Regions from separate parts of the Homo sapiens genome. Here region 2 is linked to region 1. Evidence: chromatin contacts called from ENCODE Hi-C or POLR2A ChIA-PET data. All regions are on one chromosome and are shown on one strand. Each heading gives the region's core, a stretch centred on a gene start or an enhancer-like site at or near the end of the contact. The rest is flanking DNA. Distances are from core to core; before and after follow the strand shown. Region 1 has its middle 190 kb from the start of TLE1. Region 2 overlaps TLE1-DT (TLE1 divergent transcript).

The links. Hi-C counts contacts between places; a loop is a spot of excess contacts on that map. ChIA-PET counts read pairs that join two places held with the same protein, here RNA polymerase II (POLR2A).
Region 2: a loop to region 1 is called in a map of ascending aorta, with 2.0 times the contacts of the local background. The contact joins two enhancer-like sites. A Hi-C loop is called at or near these places in 1 of 168 maps with a recorded cell type or tissue (ascending aorta). POLR2A ChIA-PET finds 5 or more read pairs at or near these places in 1 of 52 experiments (WTC11).

The regions. Positions count from the first base shown.
Region 1 is chr9:81,496,817-81,501,106 of GRCh38, reverse strand. No RefSeq gene overlaps it. Among named protein-coding and RNA genes, the nearest start is that of TLE1, 190 kb to the left of the region's middle. Within about 2 kb of position 1,971, at least 5 of the 41 ENCODE cell types and tissues checked have a DNase peak (open chromatin) inside an H3K27ac peak, as active enhancers do; they include ascending aorta, where a contact is called at or near this core.
Region 2 is chr9:81,757,463-81,761,752 of GRCh38, reverse strand. All of the region lies in intron 3 of TLE1-DT (TLE1 divergent transcript), which reads right to left. Among named protein-coding and RNA genes, the nearest start is that of TLE1-DT, 70 kb to the right of the region's middle. RefSeq lists an enhancer at 746-1,247. Within about 2 kb of position 1,897, at least 3 of the 41 ENCODE cell types and tissues checked have a DNase peak (open chromatin) inside an H3K27ac peak, as active enhancers do; they include ascending aorta, where a contact is called at or near this core.

The DNA of each region.
Region 1 (4,290 bases), core at 722-3,221:
TGCAGTGGCAAGGGGTCAGGAGAGGGCTGAGAGGGAAAGCTCAGATTTCTCAGGAAAGGCCCAGAGGGCCGGGCAGCAGTCTCAACACCCCAACTAGGGTAGAATGGGATCGATAACGTGAAAAGAATAATAAGAATGGGCTAAAGGTGATAATAAAATGAATAGTCTCTTACATTTACAGAGCAGGTTATCATTTCCTTAGCATAAATCTTGCAATAACCTTGGGAAGATGGAAAAGAGAAAAATAGGGAGGAAAATGGGCCTGGAAGAAAAACCCTCTCTCATCATTTCATTTTAGACTCCTGGTGTCTGCTGGTAACATCATGGAGTTTTGAGTCTGGGTGCTTTCTTTGGGCTTTTCTTAAAAATTAGATATTGATGAAAATACTCAATGGGATATTGAGGGAAAATATGATCATCTCTTAAGCATTTTATAGTTTGCTTCCTGTCTATGCTCATCAACTTGCCATTTTTAGAGAGCCGAGAACTTTCTTTGAATTTCTACATAAGTGAGTATAGCATGAGCATCAAGACTGTTTATTCTCCAATTGTGTGAAGAGATGCAATAGTCCTTATCAATCTGAAGCCCCTCAAGACCACAGTCCATAGCATTGCTAGCTTATTCGAAGGTCACACCATGATATAGACAAGAAGGGCAAATCTTTAGGGAAAATTGAGGTTGTGGTCTGGTGCACTGTTGTGTTGTTGACTGTATCACCACCTTGATCTTTTCAGCCAGGGGTCATAGCAGGGTTATGGCATGGAATGGTATAGCTCTTGGCTGATGAAGCCACTCTCTGGGTCGTAGTAGCCCTGGTGGCCTCATTGTGGGGGACCACCTGAATAAGAAGTGCATAATTGAATGTGTGGTTCTAATCAAAGCTACTTCGAAATGTTTTGATGGACCATCATATCTGTCTTGGTATTTAAAACTCCCTTAGTAAGTGGTCATTAGACTGCCTCTCCACATCTCCCCTCCCTCTTTTTTCCCAGTGTCTTCTCTTGGCATGGAATGATAGAAATATCCCCAAATATTCGCACACTTCAGAAACATGCTGTACCCTGAGTATGTCTCACAAAGAAAATGTTGATAGACTTTGCATCGGGCTCATAAAATTCTAACCTAAAAAAATTATGGGCCTGGGTCAAAAGAAGTATGTACAAAAAGCCATTTGGACTCTGTGCAAAGGATTGTTGACACAGAACATACTCTTCTTTTAGACCATCAGTGGGAGACTGGCTGGTCTCGAGCCATGCATAAATCTGTCCATGTGCAATTGGTAGCAGTTCCTAATTGTGGAAAAGGAGGGTAGGAACGGACTCAAGCAGAGAAAGCTGAGACTGGCAGGCAGGGCAGAGCCAGGAGGGAGACACCCAGCACTTGATGCCACCCTTCCAGAAAGCCTCCACCAAGGGACTGCATTGAGCATACATTACCATATTTTCTGGAGCTCAGGAAAATAAGACCATAAATAATGAATAGGTACACCAGACTGCATTGTGGAATGGTTGGATATTGAGAGGAAGAATGTGTCCAGGCTAAGAGATGGGCAAGTAGAGCAGCATTTGCTGAATATTGGGAAAAGCTGAGTGTCCCAATTAATTTTTATGAAAACTTCTCCTGTACCCCAGCTATCCAGCCTGTGCTCTCCAATAGGGGAAGGAGGGGAAGGACATTAATACTCTTGGTTCTTGATGGGTAATACATTGTAAATAGCCTTGGATGGGGGCATTCTTACATGTCTGGAAGGCTAATTTTCAGGCGCTGAGTTTACTCTCCAAACGTTTCCCTGTGAACTGTCTTTCTCTGGGTTGGAACACTTTGTGCCACCATTGGAAAGCCTCTTTTGTAAATTTTTACTCCATTATGTTGCAATTTTAACATCTCATGCTTTTGGCACTCGAAGCATTTTTATAATGGTCTTTGGTTTATTTTTGGCTCAGTTTTACGGCTCTCTGCCAGCCTCCAACTTCTGCTGTGTAGCTGACCCAAAATAGTTTCAAAGGCTCAGATGCAACTTGATATCAAAATTTTTTCCCCACGTATTAAAGTTAGCCTTGTAAATGCTGAAGGCACGGAAAAAGTTTTCCTGAGTAGTTATTAGACTCACAGGACGTGTCGTACCTTCGGCTCATGAGATGAGAAAGGCAAATTTCTATGTCACTTGTAGGTAAATCCAAATAAAAGATGCCTCTGCAGTAAGGTGCTTTCTACAAGTCAGAAAAAAGTTCCAGATGTATAGAAATTGGGTTGACATTTAAAGGGTTCTAAATATGCTCCATAACCAGCTAGGCTGACGAGTGTCCTCATGAATCTTCACCATCTGATTCCTCGTGACTATATATTACTACTTCCACCACCACCAGCTAACAATGCTAACAATTATTCTCTGATTACTTTTAATGTGCCAAGACTTTTACCATCTACGATCTTGTTAAAGTATCTCATTAACTGTTTATAATTGGAACGATTTTCACCACTGTTTTACAGATAAGAGAATTTGTGATTTAGAGCAACGATTTCCAAACAGGGTTGTAGAATTTCCTGGGGGGTTTTCAAAAATCTCAATGCCTCGGCAGCAACCTGTGCCCATTGCATCAGAATGACTAGGGGTGGAAACCAGGCATTAGTATTTTTAAAAAATACTAATGAAAAAGATGATTTTAATGTACAGTAGTTTCATGTTTGGAAACCACTGGCTTAAACAGATTTGAGAGATTAGCTGAGAATTACCCTGCTACCAAACAGTAAAACGAAGAGACCATTTGAGTCTAAACCTTGTACTTTTACTAATATACCAGGATGCCTTTCATACTCCTGCAGAAAAAATTATAAAATTTATACAATAATGTAGTCTATGGACCCTACTCTCAATGAATTTATGGTCTGAGGAAAAAAATGATGTAAGTAAAGACCAAATCAGCATTAAGCGACGTAGCACTGGTTATGAACTCAGGAAAATTTGAGAGCTACTCAACTAGCCAAGGACATGGGATGGCTTGGATTTGGTGCCTTATGTAAAAGAAACACTGAAAAAAAGCCACTCTAACAAAAGTTGAGATCTGTTAAAATCAGAGGTAGAGATTGAAGAACACTGACAGCAATGATGTTAGCACTAGGGAAATGGATTCTTTGGGAAATTATATCATACATTCACTTATCAAATAATTTACTCATTATTAGAGGCAGGGTGCTTTAGACGTATTTAATGCCACAGTAACCCAGAGTGGTATGATTATCCCTATTTTACAGATAGAAAAACTGAAACTCAGTGTAGATAAAACTGGAACTCACATAACTTAGAAGTTTCAGACTTGGAATTCACATTCAGATTTATTTAACTAATATTGATAAAGGCCCTACTGTGTGCCAAGGAGTGAGATAGATGCTGGGGATATAAGGGCATATAAAAGCATAGTCCGTGGTCTTATTGACCTTCAAGTCTAGTGAGTAAAACAGACATGAACCAAACTTTCATACAAAACACATAAAAATGTAAATGTGTTCTAGTATATAAGGCAAGAAGCATAGTAGGTGTTAATTAGGCAATTAAAGGGAAGGAAACAGACTAAGGGAACAGCTCATGACATTTTTCTATGTTAAAAGGAAACATGGAAATCAGAAGGAGATGAAAGAAGCCTCATGAAGGGGGAGCACTGGAAAAGAGGGTAAATCAAGATAAGGTTGGAGCTGGAGAGATGGCCAGTGTTAGCTGTGGATGGTGGGAGAAGCTGTGGGAAGTGACATCAGATTCATGTACTGAAAGAATCACTCTGGTTGTCTTATAGAGAACGTTTTGCAGGAGGCCAGACTGGATTATGTCAGTGGCTGTCAAACATTTTTTGTAGGTGATTCCTTATAAGAAATACATTTTGTATGGTGACTTGGTATGCTCACATACAGACACACATGCAGACACACACCAGAAGTTAGTGTCAAGACCTAAGCCTTTTTATGAATGAATATTTCTTTTATGTTTTATCTAGTCTATTTTAGTTTTTTAAAAAAGGGCTGGTTGCTATCCACTTTATTTATTTCACAGTCTACAAATGGTGTGCAGTTTGTAAGAATAGTGATTGAGGCCGGGCGTAGTGGCTCACACCTGTAATCCCAGCACTTTGGGAGGCCGAGGTGGGCGGATCACCTGAGGTCAGGAGTTCAATACCAGCCTGGCCAACATGGTGAAACCCCATCTCTACTAAAAACATAAAAATTAGCCAGGCGTGGTGGCATGTGCCTGTAATCCCAGCTACTCAGGAGGCTGAGGCAGGAGAATCGCTTGAACCCGG
Region 2 (4,290 bases), core at 648-3,147, 260 kb before region 1:
ATACATAGAAAGTACAGCATAGAAACTGGGATGAAGAAAAACTTACTATTCACTTCTGTACCTTTTGTATTTTGTAACAAGGACACAGTATAAGATTAGAAGAAAATATAAACAAAAAGTCCCCTGGGTCATTAGGCAATGGGTAAACTTCTGCCTTTACTGCATCAAATACATAAATACATTAAATAGTGTGTTTGAGGATAAGTCATGTGGGAAAAATGAAGCAGAGAAAGAGGGGGGAAGCACTGGAGGGGTGGGGTTCAAAATTTTTGTTTGTTTGTTTGTTTGAGACAGAGTTTCGCTCTTGTTGCCCAGGCTGGAATGCAATGGCACGATCTCGGCTTACCGCAAACTCCGCCTCCTGAGTTCAAGCGATTCTTTTGCCTCAGCCTCCCACATAGCTGGGGTTACAGACATGCGCCACCACGCCCAGCTAATTTTGTATTTTTAGTAGAGACAGGGTTTCTCCATGTTGGTCAGGCTGGTCTCAAACTCCCGACCTCAGGTGATCCGCCCACTTCAGCCTCCCAAAGTGCCGGGATTACAGGCGTGAGCCATCGTGCCCAGCCTAGGGTTTACAGTTTTATACAGAGTGGTCAGGAAGGCATCACTGCCAACATGAGATTTGAGAGAAGACTTGAGCCAAGGGAGGCAGGCAGCCACTGGGCATCTGGGGAAAAGCTTCCCAAGCAGTGGGAAAGGAAGTGCAAAGGTCCCGAGGCAGGAGTAGGCCTGGTGTGTTCCAGGAGCAAGGAGGGGTCAGTGGGGCTGCAGTGGTGGGAGCACAGTGGGAGCCGTGGAGACGCTGGAGCGGCACAGGGGCTAGTGCAGGGCCTGCTGGTAAGGGGGCCTTTGGCAGTCACTCTGAGAGGGAGGGGAGCCATTTAGCAGGTGGGAAGAAGAGGAGTCACAGGATCAGGCTCAGGCTTGAGCAGCCTCCCTCTGGTTGTAGGTTGAGAATGGACAGAGGGGTTGGCAGGAGCTGGGAGCTGTGGCTGTCATCTAGGCAGCTGAGAAATGGTGACTAGACCAGGCACTAAGAATAGAGGGAGTAAAAGCAACTGGACTCGATATATTTTGAAGGTAGGGCCTCTGGTGCTGTTAACAAGTCACCAACATAAATTGCATAAAACTCAAACATGGGCCGGTGCAGTGGCTCATGCCTGCACTCCCAGCACTTTGGGAGGCCAAGGCGGGTGGATCACCTGAGGTCAGGGATTCACGACCAGCCTGGCCAACGTGGTGAAACCCCATCCCTACTAAAACTACAAAAAATTAGGCATGATGGCAGGCGCCTGTAATCTCAGCTACTTGGAGGCTGGGGCAGGAGAATCGCTTGAACCTGGTAGGCGGAGGCTACAGTGAGCCAAGATCGCGCCATTGCACTCCAGCCTGGGCAACAAGAGCGAAACTCTGTCAAAAAAAAAAAAAAAAAGAAAAAAGAACAAAACAAAACAAAACAAAAACCCTCAAATATACTTTCCTCTTTCCTAAAACTTCTTTGGAAACTTAGCCTATGATGGAGTGCTGATGGAATAATGTGTGACCGTCTTTAAGGGAAAGACATTCTCATGGACCTCTGATGTCATCCCTAAGTGATTTTTATTAAAATGTTATTTTTAATATATGTAAACTTAAAACTAGATACAAAGAATGTTTTCATATAGACTTCATGCCACAATAAAACCAAAACAAACTTATAGGTGAACAAATGTAGGAAAGTCATACGATTCAAATGAATACTTTTAATTTAATGGAACAAATACAGAATGGTCACTCCCCTCAACGGCATGAAAGTGGTGCTCCCTGCCCAGGCTCTCCTGAGTTCAGCCTGCTGGCCTCATGCTTTGCAGTGACTCAATGCTTCCACTGCTTGTCTCTATTTACGTTATGCAGAACCTTCCTTTGTACATCCTGTGATGAGGTCATCGGACCTTCACTTGGTGAGAACACAACATTCACATGTCTGTGTGTTTTGTTTTTTTAAAAATTATTTACAATGATTTTTCAATGACAAAGAAACTGTCACTCCCTGTCACCAAGAAAATCTTAAACACAGATAAAAATGCAGGCCCTGAAAGTATGTGGAAGCTCTCCGTTAAGTTGATCATCCAAATGAACCAAAATATGTTGATCTTCACTGATTATTAGCATCAAAATGAAAATACAAAATTGAATTCTCACAGAGAACTCAAGGCCCCTTCAGAATACGACTGAAGACTTTCAAGGATCTTCAGACTTTAATTTGAGAAATATAAATGAAGTGAAAAAGGTCCTTGATTAAAAGTCAAAAAAATCTGGCTAAAAATCGCAGCCCTGACATTTGTAGCGAGTGGGCCTGGGATGTTTACCTCATAGATCTGTTAGAAAGATTAACTATGATCTGATAAAAATTATTTCTGAAATCATCTTATAACATGTTAGAAGATGCCTTGGCCAAGTATCCTGGAAAACAGTATGAGAGTAAGTGATACGTGCGTGACAGTGGGCGCTGCTGTCCCAGGGAAGCAGAGGAAAGAAAAGGGGAAAGGCCTATTGTTCAGTCATCATTATGGATAAGAATATTCCAACCTTCCCTTGCCCCCATTAGGGGGTTCAGATTTTGAATACAATTAGAAAAATACTAGTTCGCAATTTTGCATTTAAATTACATACAGAATTATTCTGTTTTTAAAATAAAGCCAACCCTCACCCCAAATTTTTATTATAAATAGAAAACATAAAATCTTTTATTCCTAGAAGCCATTTTGGGATTTTATTGTAGTATAGTCTCACGCCCTGATTACGGTCATGTGTACATGAAGTATATTTGCTGAAACTCGTTGCCTGATTTGAAATTCAAAACTTTAGAAATGCAAACATGCAAACATGATTGCAAATATGCAAAGTACAAGGTCTTATACGAATGGCCCTAATCAAGGCAAAGTCCTTTAAAATAAATACATAAAACAGAGTTTAGAATAGGCTAAGAAGCAGTAACACATGCAAAGTAGCTAATTGCTCTTGGTTCACCATGAATATTAATCTTATTTAACCTGTAAAAGATAACTACAGGGAAAATACCAAAAGGCCTGCTCCATGTCCCATCATTTTTTCCACCCAGCCATTTTGCAGTTTTCACTTCTCAATTTCAGGCTCTGTGCCTATTCTTAGACATTCAATAATACCCAGTATAAGCCACTGCATGTTAGGCATGAATTAATTAACAATAATATCCAGGTTGCTGGCAACATACTACCCGCAAGTAGGGTCAAGCAAGATGGGTGGTGGAGAGAAGGTGTGTTCTGTGGTCTTATGTCAGATACCACTGAGTTGAGTAAATGGACATTTGGTGCATTTCATGCTGCCTATGGGTCTTTGGACATTTTACCCACCATCACAGCCCTTGCAGAGATAGCCACCCATGCAGAAAGAGATAGGACCCTTTGAGAGCGTGCTGACTGACTCATCCAGGTAAGGAGGCCACAGTGAGCACAGCCCGTCCAGTGAGCTAGCAGAGGCAAGTCTCCAACATGACAGTCCTCCAGTAAAGGGTGGACATCTCAGCTCAGACCAAATCAAGCAAGAAAAAAACAACAGTGAGCATGCCAAAGAGAATCCAATCCAAGTAAGCCTAGAAAACCCCCTTAGCTGCGTCAATCCGCAGTGGTCACTGCTTCCTTAGGGAGGAGAAACTGAGGTGAATATAAGAACTCATTGAAGTCCCGTGCGCTATGGTACATATAAATATGAGTGTAACTGCTGTGTATTTAGTTTGCTTTAGAGTGTGGGTCCAGCCATTCTCAATATCTTCTGTCATCTTTGGAGTTTCGAGTTAAAAACAAACAAATGAAAGAATCTTATAGTTTTTGCCATATAGATGCATCTGATTAGGTTTTTGATTTCTGACTTTTACCAAGACTCTGATTATTACCAAGATGGCAAAAATCCCTAAGAAACATTTCTCAAGTCCATATGCAAGTATGTTATGTATGTTTAGTAAATGACTGCTGCTTGCTTTGATTAGAACCCATCCTTCCTTCCAAGAAAGCAGCTCCCTGTTTGGAATTGCTCCTTTCCGCCCTCTAAACATGTGGTTCAGGGGATGCGGGGAGTGTGGCCATGTTCTTACATGACCCCACCTCCACTAACTAGAGTTGCCTGGACCTGGCTGGGGCCCCTGCCTGAAGCCAGCACAGTCAGAGCCTTCCCCAAGACTTTTCTATCTAGAATTAAGAAACAAAATCAGGTTCTCGTTGGTGTTTTAACCCACAGTATGTAAGACTCAGATCTACAATGAGAGAGAAAGCC